Linked DNA regions of Mus musculus: region 2 is linked to region 1. A link is a loop called in an ENCODE intact Hi-C map of the cell type or tissue named here. Cell type or tissue: left cerebral cortex. All regions are shown on one strand.

Region 1 (8,000 bases):
ATGTTAGGAGGGGCCTAGTCTTTAGGGTCAGGAGTGATGGGTCTTCCTTTAACTAGCTGTCCCTGTCCCAGATACACCATTGTTCCTCTGTGAGCTTCAGTTTCTACACCTGTATACCCAGACACAATCCTTTTTTTTTTGTTTGTTTGTTTGTTTTGTTTTTTGTTTTTTGAGACAGGGTTTCTCTGTGTAGCCCTGGCTGTCCTGGAACTCACTCTGCAGACCAGGCTGGCTTCTAACTCAGAAATCCACCTGCCTCTGCCTCCCGAGTGCTGGGATTAAAAGTGAGTGCCACCACTACCTGGCTTCTCTTTTCTTTTTAAATTACCTTTATGTACTTTGTGTGTGTGTGTGTGTGTGTGTGTGTGTGTGTGTGTGTGTGTGCCTGTGCTACAGTGTCTGAGGACAATCTCTGAGAGTCAGTTCTCTTCTCCCACCAGGTGGGTCCCAGGGATTAAACTAGATTGTTAGGCTTGGTAGTGGACATCCATGTCAGGGGAGTCATCTTGATACCTCAAAATCTTCACCTTTAAAAAAGAAGGGCCTGGCTGGGCAGTGGTGGTGCACGCCTTTAACCCCAGCACTTGGGAGGCAGAGGCAGGTGGATTTCTGAGTTCGAGGCCAGCCTGGTCTACAGAGTGAGTTCCAGGACAGCCAGGACTATACAGAGAAACTCTGTCTCGAAAAACAAACAAACAAAAACAAAAAAATAAAAATAAAAATAAAAAGAAGGATCTGGGGCTGGAAAGATGGCTCAGCAGTTAAGAGCACTGACTGCTCTTCCCAAGGTCCTGAGTTCAATTTCTAACAATCACATGGTGGCTCACAACCATCTGTAATGGGATCTGATGCCCTCTTCTGGTGTGTCTGAAGACAGCAACAGTGTACTTATATACATAATCTATCTATCTATCTATCTATCTATCTATCTATCTATCTATCTATCTATGAAAAAAGGGCTCTTCCCAGCATTCACACCAGACCTTATTGTTCTTGGTTTGATGTTATGTTGATGGTTAGCTGATCAGTCTAATATTTGTGGAAGGCAAGGAGGGTGACGGTCACTGTTTCTTGTTTTTCTTCTAAGATGATGGCTTGGGACAAGTGGCCAAGAAGAGCTTCAAGCCGTGTCACCACTGAAACCCATGCTTGCCATGCAGTTCTGGGTGTCGTGGAGCAAAGACCCCAAGGACCACTTGACAAAATCAGAGTTGGAATTTAAGAATGTAAAGCCAACCAGCAACTGCCTGGAGAGAACAGATCTCACAGAGCAGCCCTGACTGCCTTTGGCAGGGAGCTTTTAATGGAAAAACAAAACAAAACAAAAACCCAAAATCCAAATGCATATCCCCGTTGGCAGCTGCAGGAGGAAGTGGAGCAAGCTAACAGCTTAACAGAAGCAAAAGTGTCAGTTAGCCAGGGCGCCTTGACCTCAAGTCCCTGTGGTGGAGTTTGGTAATTTTCTAAGAGACTTATTCATAAAAGGGAATGTAAGTGGGCTTGGGGGGGTGGGCTGTCAGCTCTGCGCCAGACCTTAGATGCCTGCAGGACACACAAGATGGTGGGACCTTGGCCCCGCCACACAGGTACTTCTGATTAGATTCCTCATTTCTCGAGACAACGATTTTCTCCCACCCCCTTTTTTCTCCCTCTCCTCTCGTCTCCCTGCTACTCTCTTCTGGGTTTGGATATACAACCCAGCTGGCCTCAAACTCTTGGGTAAGCTTCTGCCTCAGCTTCCCTGGTGCTGAGATTCCAAGTTCCAAGAGAGAGCATTACATTCAGCAGTTGATTGGTTCCTTCTAGAACCAACCAGGAGTGCTTCTGTGCACACCTATGAGGGAACTTCTTCTTCTTCTTCTTCTTCTTCTTCTTCTTCTTCTTCTTCTTCTTAAAGATTTATTTATTATTATATGCAAGTACACTGTAGCTGTCTTCAGACACCCTAGAAGAGGGCATCAGATCTTGTTACAGATGGTTGTGAGCCACCATGTGGTTGCTGGGTTTTGAACTCAGGACCTTTGGAAGAGCAGTCAGCGCTCTTAACCGCTGAGCCATCTCTCCAGTCCCTGAGGGATCTTCTTGATTAGATTGTGGGGAACCTTCTGCAGAGGCTGAGATCGGAGGGGGTCTGAGGGAATAGTTTATGCGGTTTGCCTGCCTGTCTTGGCCTCTTGATGGTGAATGCTCTTTCTGCTGCTGGGATCCTTCACCGACATCAGGACCCAATGTCTTTGAATTTTCAACACGGACTGAAGACCAGTTTCTCACCGAGAATCCCTCAGCCCTTTGATGAAAGACAGGGCCTACTGATTCATCCAACCTCATGGCCTGAGCTTCTCTGACTGTATTGTGTAAGCCAATCTGATAAATCCCCATTGTTTTCTGTATCTCTGACATCCATTCTATTCTCCCAGTGAAACTTGACTAATACAAGGGCTGGCCTCCAAATCCAGGGCAAAGACTTCTGGGTCACACAGGTGTCTGGGACACTAGGACTAGAAGTTGAATTCAGCCAGGAGGGTAGGCAGTAGGACTGGATGATGACATTGGAATGTGGTCTCAGAGGGGCAGGGTGTCCTTCTGGGGTTGACTGGTCCTAGTGCGGGCCATGGGAGGGTGTGTTTGCCATTAAATGCTTATGCATTATCTCACTGGTCAGAGAACAAGACTGACTTCCTTATGTGCTAGGTCACAGCCTTGCCTTTCCTCTTGGAGGAGTTCCAGCTGTCATCTGTTGCGTCTAGAGCCCGTCAACATTCAGTTCGTGCTGTGTCACATGCAGGGGGCCAGTCTGAGCTCCTTTTTGGTCTCTAGGTTTACTGACTAGCAAGTCTCCCAAACATATCATGGATTTTGATTGTACAGAGGAATCTAGCTTTATTTTCCGCCGGTTGAGTTTTAATTTCACAGCAATGAGAGACTCGAAAGAGTATGGCCCCTAGCCGGGCGTGGTGGCGCACGCCTTTAATCCCAGCACTTGGGAGGCAGAGGCAGGCGGATTTCTGAGTTTGAGGCCAGCCTGGTCTACAGAGTGCGTTCCAGGACAGCCAGGGCTACACAGAGAAACCCTGTCTTGAAAAACCAAAAAAAAAAAAAAAAAGCATGCCCCCCCAGAGCGCCCCCTACTGGAATCTCCTGGGGAAAGAATGTTGAAAAATAAACGGCCCAGACCCAGTCATTGCAAAGTTGAGACATGCTAGAGTCCTCTGGGATGGGCTGATGCTGAAGTTTGGGACCCACTCATTTAGAAGGCAAAGTTGATAAGCAAAGACACTCTCACAACCTGCCCCTGTGCTATGAGGGACCTGCGGGACCTGCCTACCCTCTGCCCCCTCCACCCCTCCCTTTACCCTGTAAGGAACTGATGGGTGTAAAAATAGCCTCCACCATTCCAAGCACATTTTAAGCGAGAACTCATTTTTAAAAGTCACCTTCCTTTATCTGGGCCCTAGACACGATCCCTCTAAGGTAAACTTATGTTATCCAGGTGTAGTGGTGTATGCCTATAGTCATAGCGGTAGAGGCAGAGGCAGGAGGCTAAGAGTTCAAGGCTATCTTCAGCTACATATCAATTCTGAAAACAGCCTAGTCTACAGGAGACCCTGTATTAAAAAAAAACCCAAGATCATAATATATGATATATTTACGTCACACGAATTCTAGGCGCTAATTCTACTAATCAGTTTGCGATTGGTTGTTACGGTCAGGTGTGGAGGAGGAGCTCAGACATCCAGTTTCTGGAACTAGCAGGGATTGATAAAGTCCGACGTCCTCCTAAGACCTCTGTTCCTAAGAATCTGCCTAGCCAGACAGTTTCCCTCACGGCTTGGAGGCACTTGTTGCTAAATTGCAGGAAGAGGAAATTAAGAAATGCAAAGAGCTGGGGAAAGCGCCTCAGTTTCAATTGGGAGAGTGCAACGCTCGCTCCTCCCACTGGGATTCTGCCAGGTAACCCGCAGTTTTTCGCGGCCTCCCCTTCTTTCCAGTCCGCAGCGCCGCAGCCCCTTTAACAGCCCTGACCGATCGCTGGCCGATCCTCCAGGCCCGTCGCGGGCGCGCGGCACTGGCTGGATTGGTCATGTCTGGTGCGCGGCTGGCCCCGCCCCCTCCGCCCTGTGGTTGGGCGGTGGGGGCCGCGGCCGCGGGGCGGGTCCGCCGGCGGGGCGGGACGGCCGGTGCCCGGGGGCGGGCGGGCAGCAGCACGGCGGCCCCAGCCAGAGCCGGAGCTGGAGCTGGAGCAGGAGCCGCGGCGGCCGCCAAGTACGGGCGCCGGTGTAGTAGGATGAGGCAGCCAGCGGATCCGGGGTGAGCGCGCTCCGGGCCAGGTGGGGCGACGGGCGGAGCAGGCCCTGACTGGGTGGCCCGGCTACGGGACACCGGCAGCTCCCGCAGCCGTTGGCGCAGCGGGGCTCGGTCCCTTCCACACTACCAGGGCTCGGGACGCCGGCATGGGTGGCCCCGGGAGAGACCTTCCCTGCTTGGGGGCCGGGCAGGGCGGAGTCGCCCCGGGGCGGGAGGTGCAAGCCGTCAGGTCCCAGCCTAGCGTCCGCGGCTCGGTGTGGGTCCGGGAAAGCAGCATTCACACGCTCGTTGAAGGAAAACACTTGTCACCTCTGTGCGTGGGGCCCTTGCCGTCCTCCGCCCCCTGGGCCACCGTGGGAGAAGCTTGGGAATGGAGGAGCGCGGTTACTTTTGCGCGAATCTGTCAGTGGCTGTCGGCGCCTCGCTTGTTTTTCTCCCAACTCCTGGCGGACACCGGGGACCGAGGGGTGGCTTGTGTGCTTTCAAAGGGAGGTGGCGGCGTACCAAAAACCGGGGAGATCGGAAGGTTAACAAGTGACATTGGGCTGAGGCCTAACGCTAGCTGCCCCGCTGGGAGCATGGAGATGACGGTGGTGGAGACCGGGGGACCGATGCAGGGACAGGAGCTGCCGGCTCCATTGCACCACATGCCACTCCGGAGTGCCGACTCTACGCGCGGGAGTTGGTGCAAGGGAGTTTTTCCCCCACTGAAAAACGATTTTTGGAAAACTTAGCCCCTCAGTGGGTTGATGGTTACCTAAACCATCAGTTGTTATGGTTACACGGCATCAAATTTAAGGGCAAAGTCTGTTAAACACCCTCGCTCTTTTTTTTCCCCTTAGAGCTAAGGAGTACTTACTTTGTCATTAGATTTCATAGATGAGGAGGACATATTTTTTTAGAGTTAAAGGAAAAGTGTGACAACCTGAAGACACAGGTTGTGTCCTGTTCCGGTGTGAGGTCCAAATGTCTTGACACCATTGCTCAATTGAGAGGAATTGTCTTTTCAGGAGCTAGATTAAATCCAAAGAGAAAGTGAATTGTATGTGGAAAATAACAAGGGAAACTGAGGGACAAGTGATCTCTGGCGCTTGGGGAAGGGAGTTTGAAGGGTCTGGATTTATTGGCCGGTGAGAAACGTTTCTGTTAGCTTTTCCCAACCCTTAAATGGTTTCAGTATCTTTTCAGAGTCTTCCAAACAGATAAATGTCTTCAGGCTACGAGAATGAAGCCAGAGTGTGGCTGATCTTTGCTCCTTGGGCTCCCAGGGAGGGGACATGAAGGCTTGGAGAGGGATAGAGGAGGGCTCTGGGGGACTGCACATCCTTGTACGTGTGTCTTCAGGAAAGGAGATGAGCAAGGAGATTCAGATTAGAACGTGGAGGTGATGAAGTTCACTGACAGGTAGTAAAGGATAGGCGAGGAAGGACAGTTTGGGCTGAGTGGCGAGAAGTGAGAGCTGTAGCCGATGCTAGACCACTAGCCGATGCTAGACCACTGTATGTGATTAGAGGTTATGTTCTTAGACTGCTTCTAGGAAAGGCAGCAAAGGTTAGGCTGCCCCCAACCTCCTATGTGTGTGTATGTAGTATGTGTGTATTATGTATGTATGTATGTATGTATGTATGTATGTATTTTGAGAAAAGGTCTCTCATATCCCAGGTTGGCCTTGTTCCTAGCTGAGATAGACATTGAATGTCTGATCCTTTTGCTGCCAGTTCCTGAGCGCTAGGGTTTCTGTCCTGCGTCTCCACACCAGGTTTGTGTGGTGTTGGAATCAAAGCCAGGGCTTCATGTGTGGTAGGCAAGCCCGCTACCAATTGAGCCATCTCCTCAGCCTGATGACACTAAGACTAACTGTAGGATTTTATGAACAAAGACATTGCCCAGAGTCAAAAATATTTATTTGATAACTTTTTATTGAGAGTCTGTGATGTGCTAGAATCTGCTAGGCTTTGTGGCTGTGGTAGGGGTGGAGGAGGAGGAAGGAGTTCCATCAAAGTCAAAAGCTCTTGTTTTCTGAGGCCCTTGAAGTAGGAAGAGAGAAATATACAGAATGTTACTCAATAAAAACAGAGAGGGAGAAATCTTTCTGCCTCAGATTACTTTGATAGCAAACTGAATCTTCAAAGGCCAGTTTCTGTGTCAGGTTCAATACAAAATTATATTCATCTTTATGTTTGTTGGCCAGTGTCTTGATGTTAGGCGTCTTGTCTTTCCCTTTTTCTTACGAGTTCATTAATTCACAAATTAGGAAGATCATTGCAGAATGCTGCCCTCAAGGTTTTCTTTCCATCCTTTTCCTTTTTTCCTTCAAGGAATTCTGTCTCCGGTTTGACCCTTAGTATCTTCTAAGAGTCCCACTTAGGGCTTGTTGAGGTCACAGGGGTTTTGGATTCTTTGATTCTCTCCCAGAGCAGAAGCTGACTGGAGCTGAAGAGGTGGGGCTTTGGTCTTGTCTTGTCTTGTCTTGTCTTGTCTTTCCTTTCCTTTCCTTTTCTTTTCTTTTCTTTTTTTTTTTTTTTTTTTTGACACAGTGTCCTGAAACTCTCTCTGTAGGCCAGGCTGGCCTTCAGCTCAGAGATCCACTTGCCCCTGCCTCCCAAGTGCTGGGATTAAAGTTGTGCGCCACTGCTGAATAAAGGTGTTTTTTCAAGTCGTAGGTCTTTTTGAACCCAAGACCTGCTTTTCCCATTGTACTGTACGGCTTTGCTTTTCCTGGAGCCAAGTGGAGTTTGCGAGAGTTAACTTAGGGCAGCGTCCATATGACAGGTCAGGCTTGGCTCTGGCTAATGAGCTGCTGTGCTGTGTCTGTGAACAGTCAGCATCTGGTGTCCTGCCTCTGTGTGGTGGAATTTTGGGGCGGGGTGGGGGTGGTCCTTAGGAAGTCTGGGGGAGAGGTAATCCAGCTTTCTGGGACTGCATCACCAGTGTGTCTGCTCACCAGCTTGGTGACCTTGGGGAAATTGCTGTCTTTGTGTACCTCAGTCTCTTCACCTGTCGAGACAGTATTCACGGGCGTCGCAACACCAAGACAATGCAATTTGTATCACTGTAGTGTTCATGACAACAGCCAAGATTTACAGAGCCTTACAGTGTGGCACATGAGACGTTTTTAGGTGTGTGAAATATTGGTGGTCTTATAGTCAGTGGTCTTAGCTTAGATGGACAGTGGTAGTGGATTATTTATAGGCAGTTATGAGGAGGGTTAAGTGAGGTCATTGGTGTGTTTGGCATACAGTGAGCCCCCGGACCACTTGATGCTGTCACGTGGCAGAGTGAGCAGTTAGCTGTAGGTGCCTCGAGCATCCAGGAAGCTTTGACACTCAGAGCCCTGGTGATTATCCATGGACAGGGATCCTGGCCTGCAGGAACGGTTTCCTGTGTGCCTGGAGTGCTACTTACTGTCTTTTAGGTAACTGCTGTCCCCATGAGAAGCATTAACCTCAGGAACTAGTGAGCCACGGGCAGTCAGCTCCCTTTGTCCTGGCTGTTCACTAAGTTTTTTTTTTTTTGTCACCTTTAAATCCCTCAGTTAAAAATAAAGATCGATTTAAAAAGACTGGAACCCCATACTGATGTATTCTTCTATGTGAGTTTTAAAGTGACTAAGGTTATATTCAAGATTGTGTGTTGTTCCTGTTGAAACACCTAAGAGTGCCTGATGGTACCGTATGAGATGAACAGAGCCCTGG
Region 2 (8,000 bases), 52 kb after region 1:
CATGATCTCTCTTTATTGAGAACTAAAAAAACAAAAAACAAGAAAGGAAAGCTGTCGCTGCAGTGGATGGAGGGGCCCTCTCCAAATCTGTCTGTTGTTTTCTCGTCTCTTTACATTCTGTCCTTATTCCCAAGAGAAGCATGGGAAACTCAGAAAAGGTCCACGTCAGACATATCCTGGGCGTGTCATCTGGCTCTGGTCAGGTCTGGAGTGTAGTGTCTGCATCACACATGCAGACGCACCCGCTCTTTGTCACCTGTGTGCTCACGTGTGTTACAGCCTGACCTCTTCACGCTTCCCCACACAGTTGGCTGTGAGACGGTTTCTTTTTTGAAGGGAAGCTGGCGCTGGCTCCCGAGGATGTGACACCCTTAGTGTAGCATGATTATGTGGAGCAGAGCAAAAGTGACTCATGCCTGGTGGCCCCACTGTCGAAACAGTGATGCTGTTACCTCCTGATTTCCACGCTCTAAGTGGCCTAGTGCTAACTTTAGCCAAGAGAAAAAAAGATGCCTGTGTCAGTCCCAGAACTACTGACTGACGAAGATATTTGTCCTGGGAAGATTTTAACTTTAGGACAGACAGCCTCAGTGTTGATCTAGTCAACTGTGGGTTGACAGTTTACCCACTACCCAGAGGGTGCAACATTACAGTGCTATTTAAATGTCACGACAGTTGGCTTGTTTTTAATCCAGTGAGTGGAACAGTAAAGGCAGGGTGCTAGGTGTGGGAATATTGTCTTATTAGAATTGTATCACAACCCTGTTCAGTTCGGGTATGTGCTGGTGAGGGAAGGGAGGCCCAGAGGCTTTCCTTGTCCATGGCCATGCTGTCTAGTGGTATTTTAGCCAGTGTTCTATTGTTAGTGATGCAATACCCCAGGCTAGGTAATATAGAAAAGAGTGTCAGATTTAGTGGTACCCACTTGTAATTTCAGCGTCTGGGAGGCAGAGGCAGGATGCTTGCAAGTTTGAGGATAGCCTGGGCTGCGTTCTGAGACCCTGGCTCAGCAAAACAAAGAAAAGGTGTTATTTTTGCTCATGGTTCTAGCCCAAGTTGAGGGGTTTATCTGGTAAAGGCTGTCTTCCTGGCAAACTGTTGATGCACATGGGGAATCATGGCTGGTGACAGGGATACTGTGAACATATGTTCTCTGCCTTCCCTGTCTTTTTTCTTGGCTTCCACCTTGGTGGCAATGATGTTTAGAAAGGGGGACACCAGGTGCTAGAGAGGTGGCCCAGTAGTGGGTGTTCCTGCAGAGGACCCGGGTTCTGTTCCCAGACCGGCATGGCAACTCAGCCATTTGGAACTCCAGTCCCAGGGGATCTATTGCTCTCTTCTATCCTCTGAGGACAGATAACAGAGCAGAGGGGTGGTGGTGTGCCCAGTTTGCCAAGCCCTGTCATAGGTATAATGAGTTCTTTCCTGCAGCATGCCTGCTTAGATGTCTAGATCTGCAAGTGACATCTTGCAGCCTTCCATACTCTGCTGGGTGAGTTGACTTACACAGGCCTCTAAAATGAAAGGGCCTTGGCCTGGCAGCTTCCGTCTCACCTGATTGGACTTCCTAGCCGGAGTCACATGCTGATTGTCTGGCTTGTGTTTTTTGTGCTTCTTGAAGGCAGAGAGGTTGGGCTCATCAGCTTGTCCTTGTATCCCCAGTTCCTGCTGTGTGGTAGGCATGCGATAAATAACTGTTGGATGCATGCTTGGGTCCATGAGGAAGAGTTTAACCAGTGGATCAGTATTCGTTCCTATTTCTGTTCCTGAGACTGACTATGTGACAGAAGCAACCAGAGGGAGGAAGGATTTGTTGTAGGGTGTTGTCCATCATGGAGAGGAAGTGTTTGGTTTGGTTCATGGTGGCAGGAGCATGTGATCACACAGCAGCACACAGGAAACAGAACTTGTGCTAGAAGTGGATGGGGCCAGGCTGTGAGCGGAAAGGCTGGTCCCAAAGGCCTACACCAGCCAGCTAAGCCCAAGTCCTCTTCTGCTGCCAGCTCTACGACTGTGATGTGATCCAGGAGCCAGACACTGGTTTCTTTATAAAATGGGCCTGTTGCCATGGTTTGATCATGGTTTGCTCCCATCGAAATGCAGGCTGAAATGGAATTTTCAGTGTAACTGTGTTGAGATAATTAGAAGCTGGGCATGACAACATATGCCTGTAGTTCTAGCACTTAAAGCCCTAGGGAGGTGTAAGCAAGCAGATCTCTGAGCTCTAGGCCAGCCTGGTCTATAGAGCAAGTTCCAGAACAGCCAGGGCTAAAGATCATTCTAAATACATAAAGGCCAGTTTAGAATACAGGGAGTCCTGTAGTTCATACCTGTAACTCCATCACTTAAGAGGCAGAGAGGTAGGAAGTTCAAGGCCAACCTGGGCTACATAGAGAGTTCTAGGCCAACCTAGACCAACTTGAAGACTTTGTCTCAAAGAGGGGGAAAAGGTGATTGGATCATGAGAGCTCCATCGTCATGCTAGGTTGGGTGTAGCTTCTGTAAGAGTGGGCTAGTTATCAGGAGAGCAGGTTGCTCGGAAGCCAGCAGCTTCGCTGTCCCTGTGTCTCTTGAGCAGGTGTGTGTCTTTTTCAGAGCCTGTCCTCCCTTTCTCCCTTACTCTCGGGTGGAACAGCACACCCTTCCCTGCCTGGAAGCTGAAGGCGAGTGACATGATCTTGGACTCTATTTACTTCTGCAATTGAATAAATTTGTTCTTTAAAAAGTTCCCTGGTACAGCCGCCCTGTGATCCCAGCTGCTTAGGCTAAGGTTAGAGGATTCAACTTCAAGGCCTACTTGGGCTACAAAGTTAATTTGAGGTTTATCTTTTTTTTTTTTTTTTTTTTTTTAGATTTATTTATTTATTTATTATATGTAAGTACACTGTAGCTGTCTTCAGACACTCCAGAAGAGGGAATCAGATCTCGTGATCGGATGGTTGTGAGCCACCATGTGGTTGCTGGGATTTGAACTCCTGACCTTCGGAAGAGCAGTCGGGTGCTCTTACCCACTGAGCCATCTCACCAGCCCCAATTTGAGGTTTATCTTGATAATGTAGTGAGAAAAAGACCTGTATGCCAGAGGGTCCTAGGCTCAACCTCCAATACCACCAATAACAAACAATAGGACGAATAAACAAATTATGCAGATTGAATATCTTGTTAATAATTACCAAAACAGACTAAGACATCTGTGAACCTGTGTCTGGTGAGTAGAAATATCTACTTTTGAATAGTTTGATTTGAACTATGAATGAGCTGATTTGTGTTTTCTGTGTATGTGATACTAACTGGCTTCTGTAGAAGATGAGTATATAAATCTTGAGCACAAGTATGAAAACTTAAGACACTCCCCAGCCTCCCATAGGTCATGGTACCTGGCAGCAACATTAAGATCTCTACAGACAGGGACGGGCAACTTCTTGACATTGCAAAAGGATTTTGTCATCTACAAATGGGTTTGAGCCCCACTCACAGCTATCCTGGGACACACGCCCTCGGGGCTATGGGTTGGACGCACCTATAAGCCACTTCCACCTGTGAACCATGAACCAGCTGAACTGGAGCTGAGTTGCCTTCAACTGTTTTAGCACTTGCCTGCCTGAGGCGTGAGGACACAAGTTCAAGGCCAGCTTGGGCTACCTTGGGAAACTCAGTCTCAACAAAAACTTAACAGACTATTGGACTAAAACAGATGTTTTTCAGCTCCTCCGGGGTCATGGAGGTTGTCACTGACAGAAGGAAGTGACTTAGGAAATGCCCAGAGCCTTCGTAGGACAGGGTGTAGCTCCATTATCGGCCCTGTGAGCAATTTAAGGAAGAAGTATCCCTTCTCTCTGGTTTCTCTGTGAGAAGGAGACAAAAAGACGCTCTGTGCCTTCTCTGGGTAAATTTTGAGTCACATATACACCATTGACATTTGTATTCAAGCAAGGTGCTGAAGGGCCAATGAGCTGGTGAGCATGTAAGATCATGCGCTGCCAAGCCTGACAGCTTGGAGTCCACATGGCAGAGTGGGAGAACCAGCCCCTGCAAGTTGTCTTCTGACTTCCATGTGTGCACCTGGTTCTTCACATGCACGTATACACACGTACACAATAAATTAGCATGTTTAGTCACACAGAGACCATGGTGCTGTGACAGTGAGCTTGGGGTCACTAATCCAAAAGGGCCAATCTGCAGCCAAGTGGTAGCTATTGTCAAAGTGACTGTGACTGTGTAGGACCACAATATGCCACCATTAGCTCCTAGCCCGACTGGTCATCAGCCATACTGACTGGAGCACAAGAATTCCTTTGCCTCTGTGGGATCCATGAATTGTCACTAACGCTACAGAACTCCCTGGACCAGAGCACGCTTGTTTTAAAATATGGGAATCAGGCAAGTGAGGAGCAGCCAGTAAGAGCAGGGCTGCCTTGGGCACCCAGCCCAGCGGCACCTAAGCATGAAGGCAAGAGCCACTACCAGACTTGAAACCTGGTGGGCTGAGTGAGTGAGGCAGCTCAGGGCAGCTTCCATGTGCTATAGGCACCAAGAGTCACAGTGCAGGTCCCCTCTTTTGCATATGCTTCTGGAGTGGCCAGCTAGATGTCCTGGCTGGAAGCCCTAGTGATGAGAGTGTCAGGACCTGGAAGCCTGATGCCCGTCGTTCACCCTTAGGATGGCTACTGAGCATTCCTAACCAAACGGGATGCCCTCCTCCTCTGAGCATGCCCTGTCCCTGGCCAGGAGCACATTTCATTCAGCTCCACTTTGTGTGCCAGCTCTCCCACTTGTTTATAATGAAGAACTTCCTCAAGATTCCGTAAGGTTCTCGGATTTATGCTGGAGTGTGACTCAGATGCAGTTTTGAGTTATATGTATGAGCAAGTTCTTATCTGACATAAATTACCAACATGCAGAGCGGTAGGATGTCGCTTCCAGAGGGAAAGCTGTTAGAAGCTTGGCTAAAATTATATCCATGCCTTTGCAAAGATTAATGAAGATGACTTTTGGAAAATCTTTCTTTGGGTGAGTTACATATAATAAAAGGGACAGATCATTTTAGTAATTAGGTTCCCTAAAATATAGGCTTGGGTTTTGATATATAAAAGAATAATTTTGAGAGCCTTGAACAATGGTTCTTGCCTGTAATCCCAACACTCATGAGGCAGGAAAACCAGGAGTTCAGGGCCAGCTTTAGCTACATCGCAGCTAAAGGCCAGCCTGGGCTATATTAGACCCTGTCTTAAAAACAAAAGTCAAATTATAACAACAAACACCAAGAGAAATTTTGGACAGACTGAGGCAGGCTTGATACTTGACACTCGGCAGACTGAGGGAAGAAGGTCTTGAGCTAGAAGCCAAGATGGTCTCAAACTCAAACGCTGAGAACTGGAGAATGGCTCGGGGTTAAGAGCTCTTCTGCTCTTCCTGCTGTTCTAGAGGTCCAGAGTTCAGTTCCCAGCACCCACATCGCACCTCCAACAGTCGAGATCTGACACACTTTTCTGGCCTCTGTGAGCACCTGCACACACTCTGTACACACATGAGATATGATCTGATGTTTATTATATATAAACATAAAAGCAAAATTAAAAAGCTTAAAAGATAGCATGGCAATGTAGTAAAAATTGGCAAAAAGGCTAATTTTGTCTTCTCTTGCTTTGCTTCTCTCTATATTGTGTGACTTGTAGGTAAAGGTAGATAGAGTTGGTAGGTATTCACAACTTTCTTGACTGATGGGACAGGCAATCTGGAAAGCTTGGGGCTGCTTTCTTACTTGTTTGCTGATCTATTATTAACAAGCTAGTGTTGAAGTTATATGATCCAATGTTTATTATGTATGAATATAAATAGGGCCTTGGTTATCTCAGTGGTTCATCTGAGATCATTTAATTTGTTTGCCTAATTTTAGAGTTTCTTATCTTCTACCCTATTGCACTCTGCCAGTGCACTATAATTTAAACTGCATCACAATTAAAAACTCACCTGAGCTTGGGAGATGTCCCTGTGAAGGATAAAAGGCCCAGATAAAGATCATGTCCCACAGTTTGTGGCTTAGCTGTGACCTTGAAGCAGTTAGGGGGGGTGTGGACAGTATTGATGCTGTCCCTTCCCTCCACTAATGGACCCTTCCTCGTTCTCTGGAGTGTGTGTGGGTAGCATGTATTTTAAATACTGGCTGTCTCCTTGGGGCTATCATTTAGAAGATGAATTTTGTGTCTGCAGGTTTGCTTTGCCTTTTCTGGGGTAAAGTTAAATTTGCGCCAAAGTTGTTCCTTGTTCTCCAACCCTAGGATCTTTGGTCTTGTATTAGGTGACTCTGGCTCCCAAGTGTCAATATATCAGAAGGGGCTAAACTCAGTAAGTACAAAATCCTGTTTGTGTGGCATTTGTGGGCAGGTGAAATTCAGCTACCTGTGCGTACATTTTGGAGGTGAGCATCAGCAGCAGTGGCCGCAGCCCTGGCTTCAGCTGCTTTTCTCTGGGGATGAGCAGGGATCTGAGTGACAGGCAGTTCCCATTGCCAGTGTAGCCACAGGGTAAGAGCATGCTGCAGTTTCTGCTGTCAGCCCTGGCGCCAGCCACACTGAGGACTCTCATCACTTCCTGGGGCCAAAGGATCAGGTCTGACCTCTGGCCAGCCCAGCATCCAGCCGAGCACAGAGTGCTGGCCTTGAACCCTTCCCTGGCACTGTGATTGGGAGCAAGCACAATAGTAGCTCCTCCAGACTTTATTATTTTGCAAAAGGTTAATTGTAGCTTTTAATCTTTCCCAGGATTAAATGGCCCTCTTTATAGATTGTGGTTTGTACTTCCAGCCAAACGGGGCTTCTGAGTCCAGCAGAGAATTGAAGAGAAACCCCTGACCTTTCCTAAATGCTGTCCCAGGTCCAGACTGTAGCCCAGACAGCTGCTGCCTATGACTGGTCATTGTCCCAGTGGTATGCACGGTCTCCATTTAAACAGTCCCAGGTTCAGAAAGAAGCAAGGCTTATGTGACATCTCAGTGGTGTGTGTGGAACGACGACAGGAGGCCCTTGGAGTGCGACACCAACCTGTGCCGGTGCTCTTTGTGCCTACTCCCATGCCTATAACAAAATAAAGCTGGAGAAATATCTCACCCGCTATGTTTAGGGTTAAGAATGTTAGAATGGGTGTGCAGAGGGCAGTGGAGGAGGGGCAACATGGGGGTTGGGAGGCATGCCACTCTGAGCGCTGTGTATCTGACTGCTCAAGTCACATGCAGTCTAACCCAGGGTGTCAGTCAAGTACCGGGAGAATTTGGGTCAGCTCATGGTAGGAAGAGGTAATTAGGTTTGTATGTGGAAACTGCATTTTGCAAGGGAGACCTGGTTTGACGTATTGTGGTATCTCAGAGGCAGACTCGGGGGTCAGACTGAGTTGATTTGGGCCAGCATCTTGGTCTAAGCCCCAGGCTTGTCTGCCCCAGGTTCCCATGTAACATGGCTTCAGCAGCAGTTCCTGTCGCTCCAGGATTCTTATTCTCTTACTCTGCAGTTTTATGTCTTTTACTTTGATTCTTCTCCTTGAGGAATTACAGTGACGGAGTCTCCTCCTTGCAAGTAATTGTTGAGCTTGTTCCTTTGTGGGTCTCCAGGAGTGCCATGGAGTTATGGGCTGGGGGCAGCCTGTTTAGCTCCTGAGCTCCAAGGATTTCATTTAACCCTCCGAGCTGTTTTCGGAGTCAGACTTCAGTCGTATGCTCGGTCACGAGACATTGCTGGGACTGAGGTGGGCCTTGTTCTCCCTGCTCTGTGGAGCTGGCAGTTTAGTAAAGCAATCAAAACAGGTCCAGGGCAGAGAAGGCGTCAGCTTTGCTTTGACCTGAAGGCTGCTAAGGCACTGCCCAGACTATTGGCCGTGTCATGGGGCCATGGTTGGAGGCCACACCTCAGTCAGCTAGATCTGAGGCCAGGTCCCAGCTGTACCAGTCTCCATCAAGAGGCAGGTCATTCCCCTGTTTTGAGCTTTGTTTCGAATGTGGTGGTAGGAAA

What was found. Peaks named below come from ENCODE experiments on the same cell type or tissue, not always from the same donor. Only the 100,000 strongest peaks of a DNase experiment are listed, where the experiment ranks them.
Region 2: it touches region 1 in a loop (4-fold over the local background); 6 of 42 quality-filtered maps call a loop at or near these places.

What each region holds. Positions count from the first base shown.
Region 1 is chr11:106,609,166-106,617,165 of GRCm38, reverse strand. Tex2 (testis expressed gene 2) reads left to right here and starts at 4,236. Exons shown (of 12, transcript NM_198292.3): 1 at 4,236-4,308. In left cerebral cortex, CTCF peaks have their summits at 839 (motif pointing left), 3,155 (motif pointing left) and 3,930; DNase peaks (open chromatin) are centred at 4,038 and 4,888; H3K4me3 peaks cover 2,152 bases; H3K27ac peaks cover 1,507 bases.
Region 2 is chr11:106,556,809-106,564,808 of GRCm38, reverse strand. All of the region lies in intron 2 of Tex2 (testis expressed gene 2), which reads left to right. Among named protein-coding and RNA genes, the nearest start is that of Tex2, 52 kb to the left of the region's middle. In left cerebral cortex, no CTCF peak of the experiment used is centred here; DNase peaks (open chromatin) are centred at 348, 1,112, 1,993 and 4,802; H3K27ac peaks cover 2,833 bases.